2 separate regions of the Homo sapiens genome follow, and region 2 is linked to region 1. A link is a loop called in an ENCODE intact Hi-C map of the cell type or tissue named here. Cell type or tissue: IMR-90. All regions are shown on one strand. Links, peaks and the distances in the headings refer to the core of each region. The heading gives the core; the rest is flanking DNA.

Evidence for each region. Hi-C counts contacts between places; a loop is a spot of excess contacts. Peaks named below come from ENCODE experiments on the same cell type or tissue, not always from the same donor. Only the 100,000 strongest peaks of a DNase experiment are listed, where the experiment ranks them.
Region 2: a loop joins it to region 1, with 2.8 times the contacts of the local background. A loop is called at or near these places in 2 of 110 quality-filtered maps.

Annotation. Positions count from the first base shown.
Region 1 is chr9:79,125,870-79,136,369 of GRCh38, forward strand. It overlaps LOC101927450 (a long non-coding RNA gene), which reads right to left. Exons shown (of 5, transcript NR_109771.1): 5 at 9,553-10,500. Among named protein-coding and RNA genes, the nearest start is that of LNCARSR, 440 kb to the right of the region's middle. In IMR-90, for the core only: a CTCF peak has its summit at 4,204 (motif pointing right); a DNase peak (open chromatin) is centred at 4,212.
Region 2 is chr9:79,690,335-79,700,834 of GRCh38, forward strand. All of the region lies in intron 8 of TLE4 (TLE family member 4, transcriptional corepressor), which reads left to right. Among named protein-coding and RNA genes, the nearest start is that of TLE4, 120 kb to the left of the region's middle. In IMR-90, for the core only: no CTCF peak of the experiment used is centred there; a DNase peak (open chromatin) is centred at 4,557.

The DNA of each region.
Region 1 (10,500 bases), core at 904-8,903:
TCCAAGTGGAGTTCCTAGACCAGCGGCATCTCCATCATCTGAGCCTTGTAAGAAATATTCATGTTCAGGCTCCAACCCAGACCTACAGATTCGGGTGCTCTGGAAATGGGGCCCAGCAATATGTGGTTTTAAGCCCTCTGCGTGATTCTGATGCACGCTCAAATTTGAGAACCACTGATTTCAAGTGGTTCTTAAGGTATACTTTACCTGGATGCTATAGACTGAATATTTGCGTCTCCCCAAAATTCATATATTGAAATCCTAATTCCCAATGTGGTAGTCTAAGGAGGTGGGGCCTTTGGGAGATGATTATGTCATGGGGGTGAAGACCTTATGAATGGGATCAATGTCCTTATAAAAGAGGCCCCCTGTAATTCCAGCACTTTGGGAGGCCGAGGCGGGTGGATCACAAGATCAGGAGTTTGAGACCAGCCTGGCCAATATGGTGAAACCCCGTCTCTACTAAAAATACAAAACTTAGCCAGGTGTGGTGGCGGATGCCTGTAGTTCCAGCTACTTGGGAGACTGAGGCAGGAGAATCACTTGAACCCAGGAGGTGGAGGTTGCAGTGAGCCGAGATCGTGCCACCATACTCCAGCCTGGGTGACAGAGTGAGACTCTGTCTCAAAAGAAAAAAAGAAAAAAAAAACAGACCCCAGAGAGATCCCTTGCTCCTTCCACCACATGAAGACAGAGCAAGAAAATGGCCATGGAAGAGCCAGGAAGCAGGCCCTCACCAGACACTAAATTTGCCTACAATTTGATCTTAGATGTCTCAAGCTCTAGACCTCTGAGAAATACATTTCTATTGTTTATAAGTCACCCAGTCTATTGTATTTTGTTATAGCAGCCCAAACTGACTAAGACACTAAATGTTCATAAGCTTGAATGAGGAAAAAAAATCCATTTTTATTTTCACTAACCTCTAACCAAAATTTAACATTTTCTTCCATTATGAAGGTGGGCCACAAACCAGAGTGGCATGTAGCAGTTTATGTTGCCAATAGAAATCAGAGATATTTTTCTGCCACATTTTAGGGGTTGCAGATATCTGAAAATACCACTAACGCTTATTACTACTTTGAAATTATAATCATTATTAGGCCTGCTGCCAGACATTATTATTAAGGTGTTAGAGAAAGACAGGTATTACTGTATCTCAAAATTTAAAAAATATTTTGATAACTGCATTTTATCATAATTGATTTCCTTTGCAAGTCTATATATTTTATTTTCTGTATTTAAACATGAATCCTTGGAAGAAGACCAGAGGCTTCACTGGACTCGGAAGGAGGGCATAGCACATTAAAATGTAAACCCCTGAACTAGGAGTAACACAGGTGTCTCTTGCTGCACCCCTCACTCACTGATACCAGCAAGAAGAACAGTGATGATCTGAGTGATGAGAGTTCTAAAATCAGCAGGAAAAGCCTGACTCCAGCCCTTCCCTTTCCCTCTTCCCACACCTGCCTGGGTGCAGGGCTTTAGTGCTGGTCTGCCCTCAGACATGGTATCAGGGCTTGGAGGTGGGTGGTTTAACTCTGTCCCTGATTGGTATGTCCATCTTTTTCTGAGCTGAAGTACCAGAAAGCCCATATGGGCATAGATCTAATGCCATATCGCCAATTCAGCTCTGACCTCTCACAAAGCTAATATTTTGATCTCCATCTGTCTGTTCCACATCTGTTTCTTAATTGGTTTAAAACTCCGGCCGCACAGAAAAGTACCATTTGTTGGCCCTCTAAAACTTGGCCAGCCTGAAAGTCTCTCTCCATCTCTTATTTTTCTGCTGGGAATACACTACAGTGAAGGAGGCAGTGCAGGAAAATGGGCAGCTCCGCTTCCTCCCAGGAGGTTTCTTAATTGTTCCTTAAGTCGCATTGGTACCAGATGCCAGACAAAAGCTTGAAGCAAGGTACTTCCTTCTTGGTTGTCCCAGAATCAGAGCTATAAATTCGTTGGGTCATTGCCCTTTAAAAGAGGAGGAAAATATGAGGTGATAATAGTCAAGGTCATTGTTGTGAATCCAAAGAATTCTGTAAACCAGCTGTAAAGATTCTTCCTTAGCCACTGGGCATAGAGCCTAACACAGCTCTACAGACACTGGCAGATTTTCTAGATCTTCAGATCAGACTTTTTCCCTAAGCAGCTCGTTTCTCTTTGCCACTATTAACCTGTTAGATGAAATATAGCTAACCTTATTATGAACTAAAACAGAGAAATCGTGATTAGAACATTTAGCTATGCTATGCAAGGACATAAAGGCAACCAAAATGTTGTCACGATATTTCTTTTATTTTTTGAAATAAGAGAAATAAAACTTTATTCTAAAGCTGCAGAAAATGTGGGAGGTAAAAATATTTCAGCATTTTAGTATTTTTCCCCTACACAAAATTATCAGGATGCCATTTTTTTTAATTATACGTTAAGTTTTAGGGTACATGTGCACAACGTGCAGGTTTGTTACATATGTATACATGTGCCATATTGGTGTGCTGCACCCATTAACTCGTCATTAACATTAAGTATATCTCCTAATGCTATCCCTCCCCACTTCCCCCACCCCACAACAGGCCCCGGTGTGTGATGTTCCCTTTCCTGTGTCCAAGTGTTCTCATTGTTCAATTCCAAGGGTCCCCAAACCAGCTTCCTTCCATACTAACATCTCCTACTTGTTGACACACTTCAGGTGAATAAGGCCCTAGGGTGATGACTTTTCTTGTGTTGTACACAATAATGCTATGAGTTGGAATCACCATTAACCCTCTTTTATAGATGAGAGCACTGAGTTTCCTTTGAAACTGTCCTGAAGATTCCTGCTAAGGTGCTGAGAAATGCCAAAACTGTTCTGTTCCAAGTCTGTTCTTGGAACATTCCCAAGGTCATCAAAAATGGTGGATCTGGGATTTAAATCCAGGCCTGGGCACCAGAAAGCCCAGGATCTCAGCTACTGTCAGAGAGATGAGTCTGCTCTTTGTTTACCTCTGTTCCAGCATCCCTCTCCTAGCTGTCTTGTTGTACCTACCATTCAGAATCCATGAAAATTTAGGGTGCCCATCTCCATGTGTGTTCACAAGGTATCTATTATAATTGAAACCTCATAACAACCATGTTAGATGAGTCAGGTTATCACCTTGATGTTACAGATGAGCAAACTGAGACTTAGGAAGTAGAAGAAAGTTTCTCCAGATCAAACCACAGAGCTAATACAGCACCAGAGCTGACATATGAACCCCAGCCTTCACTTAAGTTAAAACTTTATAAATTCCGGTAAAAGACTCTGGTGGCATGGATATTTTATCTACAGCATCTCAGCCCGGCTAATCTTGTTGGAGCTAGCTAGCAGGACACACAGAAGGACACAGGTCGTGTAGCTTCAATGCACTGGGCTGCCATTGCTTTTTGGGCTTTCAGTCTACCTGCATTTCCAATGAGAATATTCATTTGTTTTCTCCATATCCTAGTAAATTCTTCAGATTCTTATTTTAAGCAACAACTTTCTGTAACATAATGATAGCATTTCTGCACACAGCACATAGCCCTTTCTGAATTTTGAATAAAAAGACTGATATAATTGTCAAATCTCCCCATCCTGATGAAAAGAGAAGGCTAGGAGGACAGACTTGGAACAGAACAGCTTTGACATTTGTCAGCTCATTAGCAGGAACCTTCAGGACACATTTCCACTCTTGGTGGTCAGTCGCACTCAGTGTTAACACAAAGGGACTGGCCCTCTAGGCATAGAAGAAACTTTATTTTCCCATTAAAATATAATTGCATAAAGAGATTTGGAATTAAAGCCAAAATTGGGCTTGCCAGACATAAAACATATCATGCTTAGTTTGACTACTTAAGGGGTAACAACTGCTGTTTTGAGCAACAGTTCTTTGGGGCCATTCTTTGCATAGAAATATTCAACATAATCTTTAATTGTGCTAAGTGGTGTGAAGGGGAAACCAGCTTCAAGGCTAATATGATAATGAGTATTATCTGAGAGACCAGAAAAAAGGCGGTTCGGAATATAATCTTTCATGCTTTTTTGTTGTTGTTCAGCTAAAAATAAAAGCCTCGTTAAAGAGAGTTTTAAATGAATTATACTTCTCCATTTCTCTCACAATTAATTTTTGTGCAGCCCAATTGCAATTTGCAATTCTGATGCTTTTACCCTGAGCAGAGCAGCGTAAATTGGTTGGAAAACGGCAGAGGGCAGTGCTGAGCTGAAGCTGGCTCTGGAAACTTGCTTCTGGCTATAAAATTGTGCCTGTTATTAGATGAAATCTTAGGACTAACTTAGCCACAGAGGAAATTAAACTGCTAATTATGTGTGTCTAAATCACTAAAAATGGGTCCAGTTGTTGCTCAAGATTTCAGAAACACCCACCTCTTCTCTTTCTATTTAAAATATGTAATTATGCCTGGAAATAGTACCTATTAACAATTTTATACAAATTTTAAAAATCTTTTAGAGTTATCTGTTTGCATAGCTTGTCAATTGCTTGGTAAATAAACAAAAGATTGGTGGTTTTAGTTTCGTGGGGTTTTTAATTGTTCATGTCCATGTCTTCATCGGGGTACTCCATGTTCAGGTACGTAGAGTAGAGTTCCAATGGATTCAGACAAAATAACCACATTATTTTTATAGCACTTTCTCAAAAACAGATTTCTATAGAGGCAAGCATTTCCAAGATTTGGAGAGAAACTGATTCTAATTTGGGGACAAAAAGCAACAATGATGGCATAAATGCCTGTATGCATTTAGGAAAGTGAGGTCATTGTAAATTTTCCTCATGATCAGGAAAAACAACAAACAAACAAACAAAACAAAACAAAACAAAACCAGACATCTCAGAGTAAATGTGGAGTCCATGACCAGCAAAGACCATTTTAGGTTCCTTGTGCTGTGCCAGGCAGCCTGGTGGCTGTCCATAGATGATCAGATAAGCAAAAGGGAAAGAAATTTGATACAAAGTCTTAACAAAATATGACTGGAAACTGAAAGTGAATATATATGCTATGTTGAATAATTTGAGTAATTTGCATGGTTCAGGGCCTTTAGTTTGCAAATAGTTTTTCATGTATTATATATCTCTTTTAAGGCCTTACTACTCACAGTATGTTCCCTAGACCAGTTTCATCACTTGGAAGCTTGTTAGAGATGCAGAATCGTCATCTGCTAAGTCAGAGTCTGTATTTTAATAGGTCTATAGATGATTTGGTTGCACCCTTATGTTTGAGAAACACTATTTTAGGGTTCTATTTCCAATAATTTGCTTTCCCTGAAAGGGGCATCCCTTCTACTTTTAGTATAGAGATGGTTCATAAAGCCTAGAACAGCAAACTGTCATTTAGAATCAATTATAAGAAGTCCCATTTGTGGTTGTAGTTGTTTTCCTCTTTGCAACAAATAAAGACTTTTACCATCTGTAAAGAATGCTTTTTTCCAGCTGGTTTTATCTGGACCTAAAACATCAGCTGGTCATTATTTGAAGAGAACCCGGGAAGAATGAATGCACTCAGATGACATGGTATTTGCATATTCCTTTTCAGGGTTTCTTGTCATGCTGAGGATGGTGGATGTCATAGTTCGCCACCCCTCCCATTGGCTTAGCCCTCCAAGCTCATTCTATGCCATTTACAGGTTTCACAAAAGGCTGATAATGACCTATGTTACTTATCCATCAAGAGCTATGAACCAGAAGCTTCCTGCCCCCATTCACCCCTTCCTGGAGCAAGAAGGGCAGCATGGTTAGGTCAGCCAATCAGAGTAATGAGGCTCTCCTGCTTGGCAAAGTGAGATTAATCTAAATCAATACTTTCCACCTTGGCAATTTTAACTAATTCCCTCAGGAAAGTACAAGAGCTACTGAAACCCCTACAGTCTTTGCAAACCTCCTGGTAAGGCAAGGCAGGTAATACCTTTTAAGCTTGTTAATGTCTTATCCCGCTGCGTTCTACAACTGACTCAAAGAATAGCTGTGACTCCTCAAACCAGAATTACAAGGAAATGCAGCTTTCAGGGAGGAAGACCAAAAGTCCAGAGCTACACAGCGGATGGCTTTATTCTGTGGTGATAGCTCCTCAACTGCCTTGATTAAACTGCTTCCCACATTGTCTTTCTGCCTCTGTCCCAGTAATCATCAGAGAATCTAAGCTGCCAGGATTCGAGGGCTGCTCTCAGATAGTCAGGCTGCAGATTAGAGAGGCTTCCTTTTTCCCCAAACACATATGCTTTCCCATGCGCAGTCTGCAGGGACAGCGCCAAGAGGTGGTCTGGGTAGAGAGCAGCTCAGGTGTGTCAGAGATCCTGGGAGCTTAGGGAGCCTCACTCCTCTAGGGCAGTAACAGTGTGAACACCTGAGGCTCACTCAACAGGAAGGGTTCCCTGGATAACATAGCAGGGCTTCTCAGAGGACCTCTCCCTTCCACCTTCAGCAAAAGAAAAGGTCTTGCTTAATGCAGGCACAGCTTACTTGGTTTATCAAACAGAAGCTGCAGTGGAAACAGACTATAAAGTTTTTATTTGACTTTGTGTGCACTGACCTAGGACTTTTCCCTGAAATTTTCCTCTAACTTTTTAGTGGGAATAAATTGTCAACAGTGGTAAAAAGAAAAGTGCCTTTGCACGCAGAACAAGGTATTTATCCACAAGCCTTTGAAGATTTTTGTTTGTTGGGTTTTCTTTTTTCCATTTTTGTTTTTAAAGTCAGGTTTATTGAGTTATAATTTACATACGGTAAAATCCATCCTTTTAGATGTACAGTTCTATGACTTTTGACATGAATGCCAGCACAATCAAGACATAGAAAATGTTCACTAACCCCCAAAATCTCTGACAATCCTTTGTAGTCAAACTTCACCATCCCCAAGCCCAATCTTGGGCAACCATTGATCTTATTTCTGTCCCTACAGTGTTATCTTTAGTCCGGAGAGGTTTATTTTAAATTTTTTTTTTTTTTTTTTGACAACAGAAAAGCCCTCCTTTTTCACAGTAAGGAGGTCCAATTAGTGTAATAAGATGTAGTCAAGAGGGCCACTCTGGAGTCAGAAAAATGCAGGTTTCAATCCTGGCTCTGCCCCTTGCTCACACTGATTTGAGATATATTACTTCATTTAGCCAAGCCTCAGTTTTCTCATCTGTTAAATGGCATAACAATAATCAGCAACAGTTATTGAATACTACATTATTTGGTAGACTTGTTTAAATCTCTGTGAGATGCCACCTTACTGATACAATGACTAATTTTTATCTTTCATGTTACTTTCCACTTTTTTTTTTTTTTTTTTGAGACGGAGTATTGCTCTGTCGCCCAGGCTGGAGTGCAGTGGCGCGATCTCGGCTCACTACAAGCTCCGCCTCCTGGGTTCACGCCATTCTCCTGCCTCAGCCTCCCGAGTAGCTGGGACTACAGGTGCTTGCCACCAAGGCTGGCTAATTTTTTTTTTTTTTTTTGTATTTTTTAGTAGAGACGGCGCTTCACCGTGTTAGCCAGGATGGTCTCGATCTCCTGACCTCGTGATCCGCCCGCCTCAGCCTCCCAAAGTGCTGGGATTACAGGCGTGAGCCACCGCGCCCGGCCACTTTCCACTTTCTAATATGGACAGTAGTCTCTCCATAGGTTACGGCAGTAATCTTCCTGTCCACATCCACATTACAGGGTGGGGTAGGGATCCCCAGTCACACAAGTTTGATCCTCCCAATACCTATCAGAGTACATAACAGCTATGCAGAGCACACACATTAAATAAGGGAAAATTTAACATGGTACTGAAAAATAAACACATCCACATTTGTTGCTACATATGTAGGTATTCATAAATGATTTACATTAATGTCATGTGTTTTTAAAATTTACATAAGTGATATACTTTTTGCATCCTTTTGTGACTTTTTCCATTTAGTGTTTTTTTTTTTTTAAGTCTATCTATATTTGACTACTAAATTGTATTCCTTTTCATGGGTAAATCAGTCTATTTATCCATTCTGCTATCCAGAATGCCCATGTTTTTGCTGTAGACATTTCCTTGAATAGGAATAATATTCACCAAGTTAGGGACTGGTTTCCTTTGGAAAGCAAAGGAGAGAGGAGAAAAAGAGACAGGTAGGGGACTTTAGCTGTAGCCATAAATATTGTTTCTTTTTTTTTTTTTTAGGGGAATGCAGCTGTGGAGCAATCCATCTAGCAAATTGTTAGTATCTGTCTGTTAATTTTGGGTGAAGAATTCATAAGTGTTCATTATTTCTCTATTCTATTTTAAATTATTTTATAATTAAATATAAAAAAATTAACACATACCAAAAAAACAATGGATATGGTTCTATCCTGGAATTCATAATCTTTACTAATGGCACTGAACTTGTCCTATTGCATTTTTCATAAATAACAAAAAATTCCCACAATCAAGGTGAGATACTTATGACATATACCTAGCTAGTTTGGTCATAAGAAGTCAAGAGTCAAGCTTTTCCCCAGTAAGTGCCACTCCATCAACCATGGTAGCTAGGCTCTGCCTGGTCTTCCTGTAAGAATCCAGTTGCATTTTTTCCTGTTGGTTTTGCTGTAGTTAGAAGCAGTGAGTTTGTGTGCTAAGAAATATACACAGGACTCCTCTAAAAATAACTAGATGAGTTTTGTGTATTTAAGAGAAAAGGGTTATGAGGCACCTAGTAATTCATCTGATCAAACTCTTCACTGTTAGCAGGATTTGGCTAATACAGGGCACCTAGGGAATAAGCATGCTTTTTCCTTCATTTCACTCATCTTTTACAAAATAAATCGAACTTGCCTTTGGACAGGAAATAGCTAAGCTTTGGAAATAGTTGTGAGGCTTATCCCATTCTTTCATTTTAATGACTTTCCCTGGTATTTAATCCCATCTTCCCCTTCTTCTGTGACAACACTTATTAGTATGCTCTTCAGATAGCCGTGGAAACAAACAAGGCTATCAAAATACAGCTCACACCAAGTTCTCCGGGCTGAGGTGGCAAGTGGGCGTGTTTCCCTGCCCCCTTGTGGCTTGATTACAGAATTCCTGCTATGCTCACCCCCCACAGCTCATTACCTTGCCTCTTACATAACATGGGGAGAATGAGAGGGTTAAGATTCTGCTCTGCCACTTGCTGCAGAATAGATGGCTACTCTATTAGCGACCGGGCTTTATCATACTTGATAGCATTTGCTTCTTCAGGGACTGATGGCTCCAAAACACTTCTGATCAAGATGGCCTGAGAAGGTCTGAGGTTGTATTTTTCATGTGGAAAGACCAAGTGTGCAAAATAGGTAATGGGCTGGACCAGTAGTCACCTGAGAATAGCCATGACTTTGGAAGGCAACCTTTCCATTGGAATTTGTGACATGATCTCCAAGATAAATCCTGCTTGTCAGAACCAACCAGTAATTATTTTGCAACAATTGAGGTTAAATATTGTGAGCATGCCTATTAAGTGGGATTTTGAGCTGAGTGGGATGTGTAATACCATGTAGAGTGAAATAGAGCTTGCTATCATTAAGAAGTAAAGGGAAAATTTTAATGTTAAGCAAAGACCAAAGAAGATTTCATGGATCAACTGTCATGCAAGATCTTTAATACAGGGCAGAGAAAAGAGCAAATCAGGGCAATAAATAGTTCTCAAACTGTGACAGTACTGAAAATCAATCAAGTGTGATTATCACTGAACTTAGTTCCTTGAAGTGTGCTTCCGAATTTCTCTTTGGCAAGAATGGGTTGCAAATGCAATCACTGCCCTAGGATTTTAAAAAAATCACATATGTTGGGTCATTTCCATTTTACAGACGGAAATCTAAGTTACAAATGAATTGAGATTATTTGTTACAGATCTCATAGTAAATCAGTAGCAGAACAGCAAATAGAATCGAGAGTATTTTGTGCTTTAGATAAGAATTCTTGTCTCCAGAGCAGACTCTCTCTGTAGCCGTAATGAATTGCTTCATTGCTTCCTAATGCACCATGTGTCTTAGTCAACTTGTCCTTCTAGGCTCCTGGAAGCACCAGGTCACTGTGTCACAAGGCAATGTCAAAATGTCACAATGATATCAGCTGGGTGATGACAACAGGGATGCAAGCCAAGGGGTACAGAAACAAATCAACACTTCTGTTGTGCAGCATATAGATGGCATTATTTTCCGTATCAATATACAAAAAAGCTGCTTGGGGATAACATAGAAACTAAAATTAAAAATGAATCTGTACCTCCCATGGTAACATGGTTTATCATCTATTTGCTAGCCTCGGCTTTCCATCAGCCATTCATACTTGATTTATAGTTCGAAAACTGTAAAACAAAAGTAAAACTGTGCTATTGCTAATATTCTAATTGTGCAGATACTGTTGCACAATAATCATGGCTCTTGACTTCTGCTTTATAGAAGTATAGTCAAATATATATGATATGCAGAATCAGCACCAGTTTCTTTATATTTAAAATAAAGCTAAGATGGCCTAAGAAGCCAAAGTGTGTGTATTCTCAAATATGTATATGCA
Region 2 (10,500 bases), core at 1,007-9,006, 560 kb after region 1:
TCTTACAATTCAGTTTTCTCTTGGTCACATAAATATGGCTTAACCTTTATCTAAGTTTTTTGAGTAAGGATCAGAATTTATTCTTTAACATCTGTCTTAAGTACTGGGTACCACTTTGTGGAAATTTAATTCTGGTTGATTAGATCAGTAGTTATGAAGTTCCTAGTTGTTTCTCACCTTCTTTGATAAACCTGGAGGATACTGTTCACACGCATCTTGCAGTCCCTTGATTCCCTAAGGATAGGAATATTCTTTTAGGTTACCTAAGACTCCTGCTTCTTTTTTTTTTTCTTTTTTCAAATTTTTAGACGGGATCTCACTCTCACTCAGGCTGGAGTGCAGTGGCACCATCTCTGCTCACTGCAGCCTCCCAGGCTCGAGATCTTCCCACTTTAACCTTCCCACAAGGTAGTTGGGACTATAGGAATGTGCCACCACTCCTGGCTTTTTTTTTTTTTTTTTTTTTTTTTTTTGTATTTTCTGTAGAGACAGGGTTTCGCCATGCTGCCCAGTCTGGTCTCGAACTCTTGGACTCAAGCAGTCTGCCTGCCTCAGCCTCCCGAAGCAATGAGATTACAGGCATGAGCCACCATGCCTGGTGATTCCTGCCATTTTTACACTAAGAACCTGTATCTTATTGCAAATGCATGAAGATGGCATCATTATATTGACAAACTTGATTCCATTCTAATTTTGTATTCACATAGGAACACACATTTGTGTGAAGTGAGTCACTCATTTATATCCTAATGTCTCAGATTCATCCTCTTCCCCCTTCCCCAGTAGCCCTCCAGTCTAAACCACCAGCATTTCCCTCTGGACCACAGCAACAGCTCCTTACTGGCCCCCCATTTCTCCTCCAAGGCTCTGTTACCTGCCAGATCCACTTTAGCCCACACCAACAGCATGAGTAAAGTAGGGGCACCAAAAGTGGTAAAAACTCAGCTTTGATGATCTGATTCAGAATTTTGAAACCAGAATTCTACTATTTAATGTTAGCATACACAGAAGGTTTATATTGTACACTTAGTGTTGTTTTTAATTGCAAAGGATGGAGGTAGGCAGTGTAATCTTTTCTGTTCTTATGGGCTTTAAAAATTCTTACTGTGATTCGAGCCTCCTCTCTGAATGATTTTTAGGATATGTGTGTCATCTCAACAGTCCCCTTCAGTGGCCCTTAGAATAAAACACACACCTCACCGTGTGCTGGGCCTGCACACTGTGGACCCCCTTTCTCCCAGCATCACCCCTCTGTGCTCTCCCACCTGCTCCCTCCACGTCAGCACCCAGTCCTCCTGTGTGCTCCAGTGCCATTGCCAGCTTTCCGCTTCTTCAGAGCTATGCATGTGTTATTCCCTCTTTCTAGAACAGTCTTCTGGCTGTCAGGAGGTTTGGCTCCAGCTTTTGCTTCAGGTGTCAGCCAGAATGTCATCTTTTTGCAGAAGCGTTTCCTGACCACCTGGCTGCTAGTTATTCTCAGTCTCAGCATCTTATGTTCTTTGTAACACATTGCCATTCGCATTTATTTTATTTTTTATTAATGTTATTAGCAGCTTGTTTTACTTGATTTTTAATGTCCCTTAACTAGAACCAGTGCTCTGTGAGAACAAGGTCCCCATTCGCCCTCTTAATTGTATTTCTAGTGCCTTAGGGCCCAGCAGAATGCCTGGCAAATAGTGGGGACTCAATATAATAACCCTCCTGCTTTGTTATTGATAAGGGATTATGTGTCTGCATGCCCCCCTCCCCCATGTTAGTTTTGAGGCCCCACTCACTTTAGAGCACTTTAGAATTATTTGTCAAATTCCAGTGAAGTTGAGGATGCAAACCTAGTCTTCACTTAGCATTGTAACTCAAGGTTGCCCTAGAAGGCACATTTGACATGAATTCTGCAAGTTGGAGGAAGAGCGCGACTTCTGAAGAGAACACCAATCCAGGAGGGCAGGAAGATACCCAGACTTTGGAATGTGCTGTCTGAAATTTTGACTGTGGAGAAGTGGAGTGGCTTTTCCCCAGGGTCCTGAGGCTTGAAAAAGTGTCCATTACCCTCTTTCAAAGGCTTAGAGGAGACATTCACAGCAGCTCTCCAGGCCTCCTGCTACCCAGATTGGTTTGCTGGCAGAGACTTGGCCATTGCCTTTTAGGACAGATCCCAGAAACAATCATGAAAGGAAGGGCGGTATGCCTCCACTTCATGTAGTTATCTCGTTTAATTGTCATGACTATCTTAGTTTGTTCGGGGTGCTATGATAAACTACCATAAACTGGGTAGCTTAAGTAGAAATTTATTTCTCACAGTTCTGGGGGCTGGGAAGTCTAAAAACAAGGTGCCTCTATTAGATGCTTGATGAGTGCCTGATTCATAGATGATGCCTTCTTGCTGTCCTTACATGGTGAAAGGGGCAGAGGAGCTTCTCTAGGCCTATTTTATAAGGGTGCTAATCTTATTTCTGAGGCTCTACCCTCCTGACCCAATCACTTCTTAAAGGCACAGCCTCCAAATACCATCACCTCAGGGGTTAGGTTTCACCATATGACTTTTGATGGGACACAGACATTCAGACTATAGCAGTGACAATCCTGTAGGCGAAATATCCTTATCTCCGTTTTATAGGTATGACAAAGCCCCAAGGGGTTAACTTGCTAGGAGTCACACAGTTGATAAATGTTGGAGCTGAGGATTGAAACCTCATGAGTGCATGTGTATTCCCTTCCCTTCCCTTTAGACTCTACTCTCTAATCTCAGTGCTGGCTATAAAGCTGGTGCCTTTTTCACTGTTGTGTTTCCAGTGTCTAAAACATTACCAACACAGAATAGCTATTCAACTTATGTCACGGGATTCTTCTGGTATTACAACGTGAATCTCTGCTTGTGAAGTCGTTGTTATTCTTCAGATAGAGGAATAAAGACTCATTTTTCCATCTGCCTGCTAGCATTGAAAACCCTTAGGCAGAATCTCCCCCACCCAACCTCTGTGGTCTAGCTGGCCCTGTCAAGCCTGCTAATAACCTCTCCAGTCTACTCTCTATTCTCAGTGGAGGAAGGTCAGTGGGTATCTGTTTTAGAAATGTTGTCAGTGGCTCAAATGTCTGTGACATGCCATTTGTTTAATCCCATGCTCCTGGATACTTGCTTGTACGCATTAGGTTGTGGGATCTTCTGCGTTTCAATTACTATACCCTGGAAGTTTATAAACCATAAGACTTACCAGATAGCAGACTGTTGGCTGTGTTAGCAGAGAGCTGTCCTGCGGTGGGACATGCATGCACACATGCCACACGTGTGCATGCATGGAAAGAGAGAGACAAACTCAACCACAAAAGTTGTACCTCTGCTTTGAGTTATTTTAATCTTCCTTCATTTGTTCAGCAAACACTTATGAATTGTCCTTGCATTAAAAAGTGCATCATGTCCTTCGAACCATATTTAGTATTAAATAGCAAAAGCGCATCACTGAGCTAGCATTCTTTTTAATAAAATAGTGATTGATCAAATGGCATTCACCTCATTTCTCTGTGTGGTGAGTGAGAGTATTTTCTTGCAGTCCATTTTCAGCATGCTGCTATTACTGCACCACTTAGCTTGATGCCAAATTGCAGTTGGCTCCATTCATTTCTGTTTACTGAGTAGCGCTGTAGTGATTAAATGTCACTGGGTACACCAAGTATACAAAAGTAATTAACCTAAAAGGACATGTTAGAATAAGGGTCAACAACCTCTTTAGCCCACAGTGCCACCAGCAAGACAGAGTATTGACAGAGGTATTGCTGGCAGGGCAAGGGCGGAGGGGGGAGTGTGGAGAACGGAAAAGAGAGAAGCGAATGGAAGGAGAAAGAGGGAGAGGGAAAGGTCAGAGAAACAGGAGCGATAGACCAGGACTCACAATTGTCTGAAATGGCAAGTAGAATGGAGCTAAGATATTTTTCATCAGTCCTTTATAATTTAGTTCTCTGACCTGTGATCTTTTGCTGGGGGAGGGTGAGAGATTAGATCATAACTGGACTTACCTTTCAACATTTTAGCACTGGTTAGTGGAGTGCTCTTGTCTGGTTAGACCAGAGTAATTTTGGCACATGCTTGGTGAATCAACCTGTTCTTCCAGTGTTTTTTGTTTCCTCAAAGTCTCCTGCATCTTAGATCTTGTTGTCATGTGAAAGCTCGAAATCGTTTCTGTAGAATGAACTGAAATTGTATCTCTTAAGTATCTATGTCTCATTTATTTTCATTCCTCAGCATACTGAAGTTACTATCAGTCACAACTGATACTAATAATGCTTTATGTTGCTTTACATAATAAAAATTTACGTAAAGCACCAGGTAGTCATCTATGACTTAAATATCAACCAATGTAAACATCTTCCTTAAAAAACAAGTATTATATCTGTCTGCCTTATATTTGGCTTTTTCTTTCATCATCTGTGTGTGGTGACTTACTAACCAGAAAAAAAAAAAAGCAGGGGGGAGGACTAAGGATGTTTTTCCTTTTACCACATACCTCCTTGGGGGATAAACATTTCAAGGAGCTCCCCAGGGTCACTATTCTCTAAATGAGCAGCACAGAAAAACTGCTGATGCGTGCATTCTTCCCTGGGTCTGTCAGGCAGGATTCCTTTAAATCCTGTCTTTTCAGTGGTCAGACTTAAGTAAGATTTGTTTCCCTGTGGTCACAGACAGCTGAGGAGTGTGTGATGAGAGACAAGGAAAGGGATAACCTGTTGAAAACTTTCCCTCTTATAGGAAAGATTAATTTCTATTACAATTTTTAAAAAGGTGGCCTTCATACATTTATCCAACAATGAATATTCATTGCATGCCCACCCAGTGGCCAGGACTGGGCACTGACCTTGGGGGAGGGGCCTGCATCCTTGATTGGTGAGGAGAGCAGCAGTGAAAAGGCACCAGCTTTAACTGTCTTTTCAACATAGTTCTGAAAATTATCTTGTCACCCTATTACTTTCAAAATTACTATTTTTGAAGGCTGCCTCCCTCCTTTGGTGTGCCTACAAATGCATATCTCACACACACACACACACACACACACCACTGTTCTTGTATTACAGGCATTATATTAAGCACTGAGGATGCAAAGAAATAAGACACAATAGTGCATGACCTTTAGGAATGCATAATCTCCTATCTTAATATAATGAACATAATATGGTAACATGAAGCATACATGAGCAGAACCAAGTTTTGTGCCCATTCATTTGTTCAGCAGCTGTCAATTAAAACACCGAAGTACTGGATTTTCGTGGTGATCCAAACGGGCGTGGTCCTTGCCTTCATGGAGCTTCTAGTCAAGTAGATGAGATAAATAATCAAAAGAGTAGCCACAGCCACAGTGCTGGGAAGGAAGCACACAAGGGAGTGTGTTAGAGATCGGCTGGAGGGAGCTCCTTGGATAGCATTACAGATAAGACCTTTCTGAAGATGTGACATTTAAGCTGAAACATAAAAGATGAAAAGATGCTAGCCACTCAGGCTGGGAAAGAGAGTTCTTGGCAGAAGTCTGCACAGAGGCTCTGAAGGATGAAAACGTTTGGGTTGTCTGATGCTCTGAGAAGGAAATTTTCAGATCAGATTGGAGAAGGTGGGCAGGAGCTAGATGACACCTGCTACTTATATCAAGTGTGAGATGTTTGTCTTATTGGGTGTTGATTTCTGTTGTGACTCTGAGAACTTTTAGACCTGTGTTGTCTGACATGGTAACCACAAGCCACATGTGGCTTTTCAGCAGCAGCAATGTGGCCAGTCCAAATTGAGGTGTACTGTTGTCAGTATAAAATGCACATCAGATTTTGAACAGTTAGTACTAAAAAAAATGTAAAATGTCACATAATTTTCATATTAATATGTGTATTGACATGGTATTTTTTGAAGTATTGGATTAAATAGATGACCACAGTTAATTTTACTGTTATACATTTAAAAAAATCTGACTATCCGAAAAGTGTAAAATACATAGGTGGTTCACATTATATTTCTGTCTGTCAGCGCCATTCTAAAGAATAACTTTAATATTTTAATGAAGGCCCTTAAGACCAATCAGTTAAGCGATAATTGAAAACTGTTTAGCCCTTTTGTGGTGATATGAAGAAGACCAGAGTTCCTGATTAGCGACCTTAAAACTTATTAGGCAGCCTTCCTTTAAATTGATATATTGTCATTTCTTTCTTTGTTCCTGTTGTATTACCCTCAGACATTGTATAGAGTATATTTGCATACAGAATACATAAGAATATATATGAGAATCTGTGGAGTTAACACTCTTTGGAAAAAAAAGTTTAGCCTTTCAAATAGATTAAAGCAGTTTACTGGAAAAAAAAAATAGCAACATGAAAAGACTTTCTTTTCTAATAAATGTTAATAGTTACTAAAATGAAGATTCTGGTCCATTAAGATACAGCTTGCCAAGTCCTAAAGCTTAGTAACTTATTTCTCTGAGCTGTTACCCTACTTCAGCTTTGTCAAAGCAGCTGTTATGCTTGTGTTGATATTTTCATTCAAAAACAGAGCACAGTGCAGGGATAGGTATAAAGCCAGTGCACCTTCCGTGAACATCCAGGAAAGAGATTTTTGCCAACCCTCTCCACTTTTGTTTTTAGGGCAGTCAAACTCATGTACCACATGAGATTTGCCAGTGAGACTTAGTAACATTGGTTATAAAGCAGTAGGTGAATGAGTGGTTTATGATATGTTTTACAGGTCATATACTGAAAAAAATAATTCCAGAAGAAAGTGGCCAGTGCATGTAACTGTAATTTACAGAGTTAGCATACAAGATTTATAGAATTTGTATTAAGGAGAGCGAGAATTCTTGCTGGAGAACAAATGGACACAGAAATGTTAGACTTTGCAAACTTTGAGGAGGTCCATTGGATTGAAAAGTGCGAAATGACTTTGGGGTGATAGGTAGTTTAAACGATGAACACAATACAAAGTTGTATGCAGTTGGCAATTTTTATTACAATTTCTGTTAGACTGTTAATACCATGCCATCTCTAATGATCAGGAGAGGGATTACTTGATTAATTCAGCTTGTACTTTGGATTCTTCTCTCCATCAGTGGTGAGGGGTTGTACTTGTTCCAACTCATTCATCTACTTTCTTCCTTGTGTGGCCCAACACTTGCACCACATGCAGACTAGCTTTCAAGAGAGGGCAACTAAGCTCCCTACATAAGAATCAACCCTGTGTCTTTGGCATCAAAGCATCATGTCCCAGCAGCTCAGTTTGTCAGCTAAAGTAACTGTGTTCAATGAAATTTCTGGGGTGGAGCCAATAGCTTTATTCCAGGAAGAGGAAGCAACAGTGAAGAAACCCCCGAGAGGACATTAAGATAATGTTCTAATTTAAAATCAATTTTATTGATATCTTATAAATTATTAGAGCGTTTTATACTGACCAAGCAATACATAATGCTGAGGCCATGAAAACAGAACATGAATGAATTAATATTGAAGTGCTGTATTTTCTACTACACATGAAGAAAAAAATATGTAATACTTTTGTATCCTAAGTATTTTGACTCAAGGAGCCCTACTGAAAAACAAGGTGTATATTTCATTCTTCAAGGTGTGTATTAATATTTTATTCAAGACATTTCATGTGTTTCTGTACTTAGTGGGTTAAATACTTGTTGAATGAGTCCATAAGCAGACAAAAAATATGCGGTTGTTTCCACATTTGCCAAAAGGGAATAGCTGTCTATGGGGGCTTACTAGTACTAGATGCTAGGTTGAATTCTTCTTTATCCTTATGGCAACTTACAAGGAAGTGCTGCTAACACCCTCGTCTTACCTACTGGAGAAATGGAAGCTTAAAGAGGTTCATGAATTTTCCCAAGGTCACATAGCAAGTGTTACAGCCTGGTCTTGAACCCAAGGCTGTCTGACTTTTATACCTGTAGCATAACCATTGTAGACACTGCCTCTCTTCTGTTATTCTTCTGACTGTTGGTTCCTCTGGTTTGATAATATTTTGATTACCTGCAAAAGAAATTTACCTTGATCCAGGTTTCTCTTACCAGTAGAGAAGCAGAGACAAAAACAATAGAACATTTTAAAGAATATATTGTTCATGAAATGTTACAGAAGGTGAAACATTTGTTAAGAATAGATTCATTACTTTATATGGAGATTATATTAAATCTTCTTTTAACAAGGGCAGGGCTTTAGAAAGTCCCAGTCATTTTTGAAGGTGAGTTTTGATTTATGTTAATTTGAAAAAAGCAAGTTCTGTGAGAGTTTTATACAGATTGTGCTTTTAATGACTTCCTTAATCAAGCAGGTTATAAAAAAGAAAAACCTCTTACTGTGATGAGCAGTAAACTGACACCAGTGACTGGCTCAGTCAGAGCTCTACTATATTCAAGTTTTTTACCACCAGCATGCTATAAATTTTAAGTTCATTTACATAAATTTACATGTGTTATGTGTTAGTATGTGAGACTTGTGCATTTTGACCAAGTAATTTTCATTTTAAAGGTTTTATATTTACTTTTTTCCAATTGAGGATTATTTCTTATATATATATACATATATATATATATATGTATATCCTGGTGGTTTCCCTGTAAATGAGATAATAATATGTTAAAATGTTTTATCAGTTATAAAGAGCTCAATGAATGGGAAAATAAACATTTTGTGTAATTCTGTACAATAAAATCCAAGCAGAACTAGCTGGGTTATGGTACAACAGTAGTTTGATGTACGTAGGTTTATTCAGGATATTACTTTCCAAACTTACTCAAAGTAGTTCCAAAAAAACAGAAATACAGTGCTTTGTGGTCTGGTGAACATGATCAACTCTTTGGATGATTCATGACTATAGAGTCACCAGTGTTCATTTTTATTTTTGACATGGGTCTTTTGCTTTTCTAAGGGGTTGCAGAGGAAAATATGATTGAGGACTTTGGTTATGGCATCAGTAAAGGATCTACAGGGGCCTTCTTCAGCTTTCTGTCTTCTGTGCCTCCACCCCTGTCCCCATCACCAAAAACAAACTCAACTTGAATCGTCCCTGACTCTGATTAATGTTTGAGAATTCCTATAGTGACTGAACTATAGTTAAGAGTAACTATAATTTATCGTCTAAACTTGGCCATTTTTGAGAGTGAAGGGAAGTCTGGACAACAGGTGTAGAAAGGGCAAACCAGGACTTGCAATTACCCTTGACATATTTTAGTGGTACCTTCTGACTCCTCATTATCCCATTTATCTGTTTGAAAACTGATTTACCCTTTTGTACCGTGTGGATACGATTTTTGAAGGCCATAGCTGATGAGCAAACAAGCCATAACGAATGAGTTTTAGGCTGCTTGATCATGGTTTCCATGCGACCTTTAGCATGTTCTTTCTGGTTGTTATCGTCTATGGGCAGGGAAGTCTAAGCACTGCACCTGTGTGAATGGAAAGCAAAATTGGCATGGTGTGCATTTGAAATCAAATTAGAAAGTCCATTGTGGAGATGGTATTTGCAGTCTTGCCTCTGTGCAGTATTGAACCAAAACCTTATCGTGATTGTTGAAAGGAGAAAAGTTTTGGTGAATAGTAGCATATTAAAACCCTATAATTATGGGGCATCAGAATATCTATGCTGGGGGAAGTCCTACACAAATGTCTAGAAAAGACCTAACATAAGGTTTAAAATAGAAGATCCACACTAGGTCACCATCCCAATCTCTAAAGTAAGTAGAATCAACTGGAGTCCAGTATACAGTGATAGGACTAAGTTGCACTGTTGAGGGGCTAGGCTATGTGCCTGGGACTGCGCGTTGTACTTTATGTGGATTATTTTTCTTGGTCTTCAAAGCAGCCCGTGGGGCTGAGAATGGTGTGTTGTTACCCCAGACTAAAGAGAGGCTGAGACTAAGCAACATCCCTTACGGCTATTAAGTGAAGACTCTAGACTCACACCAGGCAGTCTGACTCCAGAGAGATGCTCTTGCCTGCTATTAAAATCTGTGCTCCCTGTTATTAAAATTAGCTAATTATAACAACAGCATCTTCTTTTGGAGGGGGAAGTTACTTTATAGAAGTCTTTCTCATACATTGTCATCTTTGATCTTGAGGTGGCAGAGGAGTAAAGGTGGAGGGGTGGGGCCTTCCCTTTCAAGTTGCTGGAGGTGTCAGTTTTCCATCTGACTTGGTCAACAGCCCTAGTAAAGTCTGGGATGGTCTTTAATCTAGGAACTAGAATCTTCTCATAGTGAAATTAGAACCTGATTATAGCTTTTTAAAGCTTACCTTTTGCTACCAAAGCAATTGGGGTTTCCATGTAATAAGTCTTTTAATCCTTTAGTATTTTTTTCTTGGTTTCTCCTTGTTTTCCTGCTCTTTTTCTTAAACAGATCTACCCTGTTCTTTTTAAATATCCCAGCATAAGTGTTTACTTTTAAAATCCAGAGCTTTACTAAACATTCACATTCAGGGTATTTTGCTTTCTCTGGATCAGCCATTGCTTGTGACCGTGACTCTCCAATCATAACAGATTTG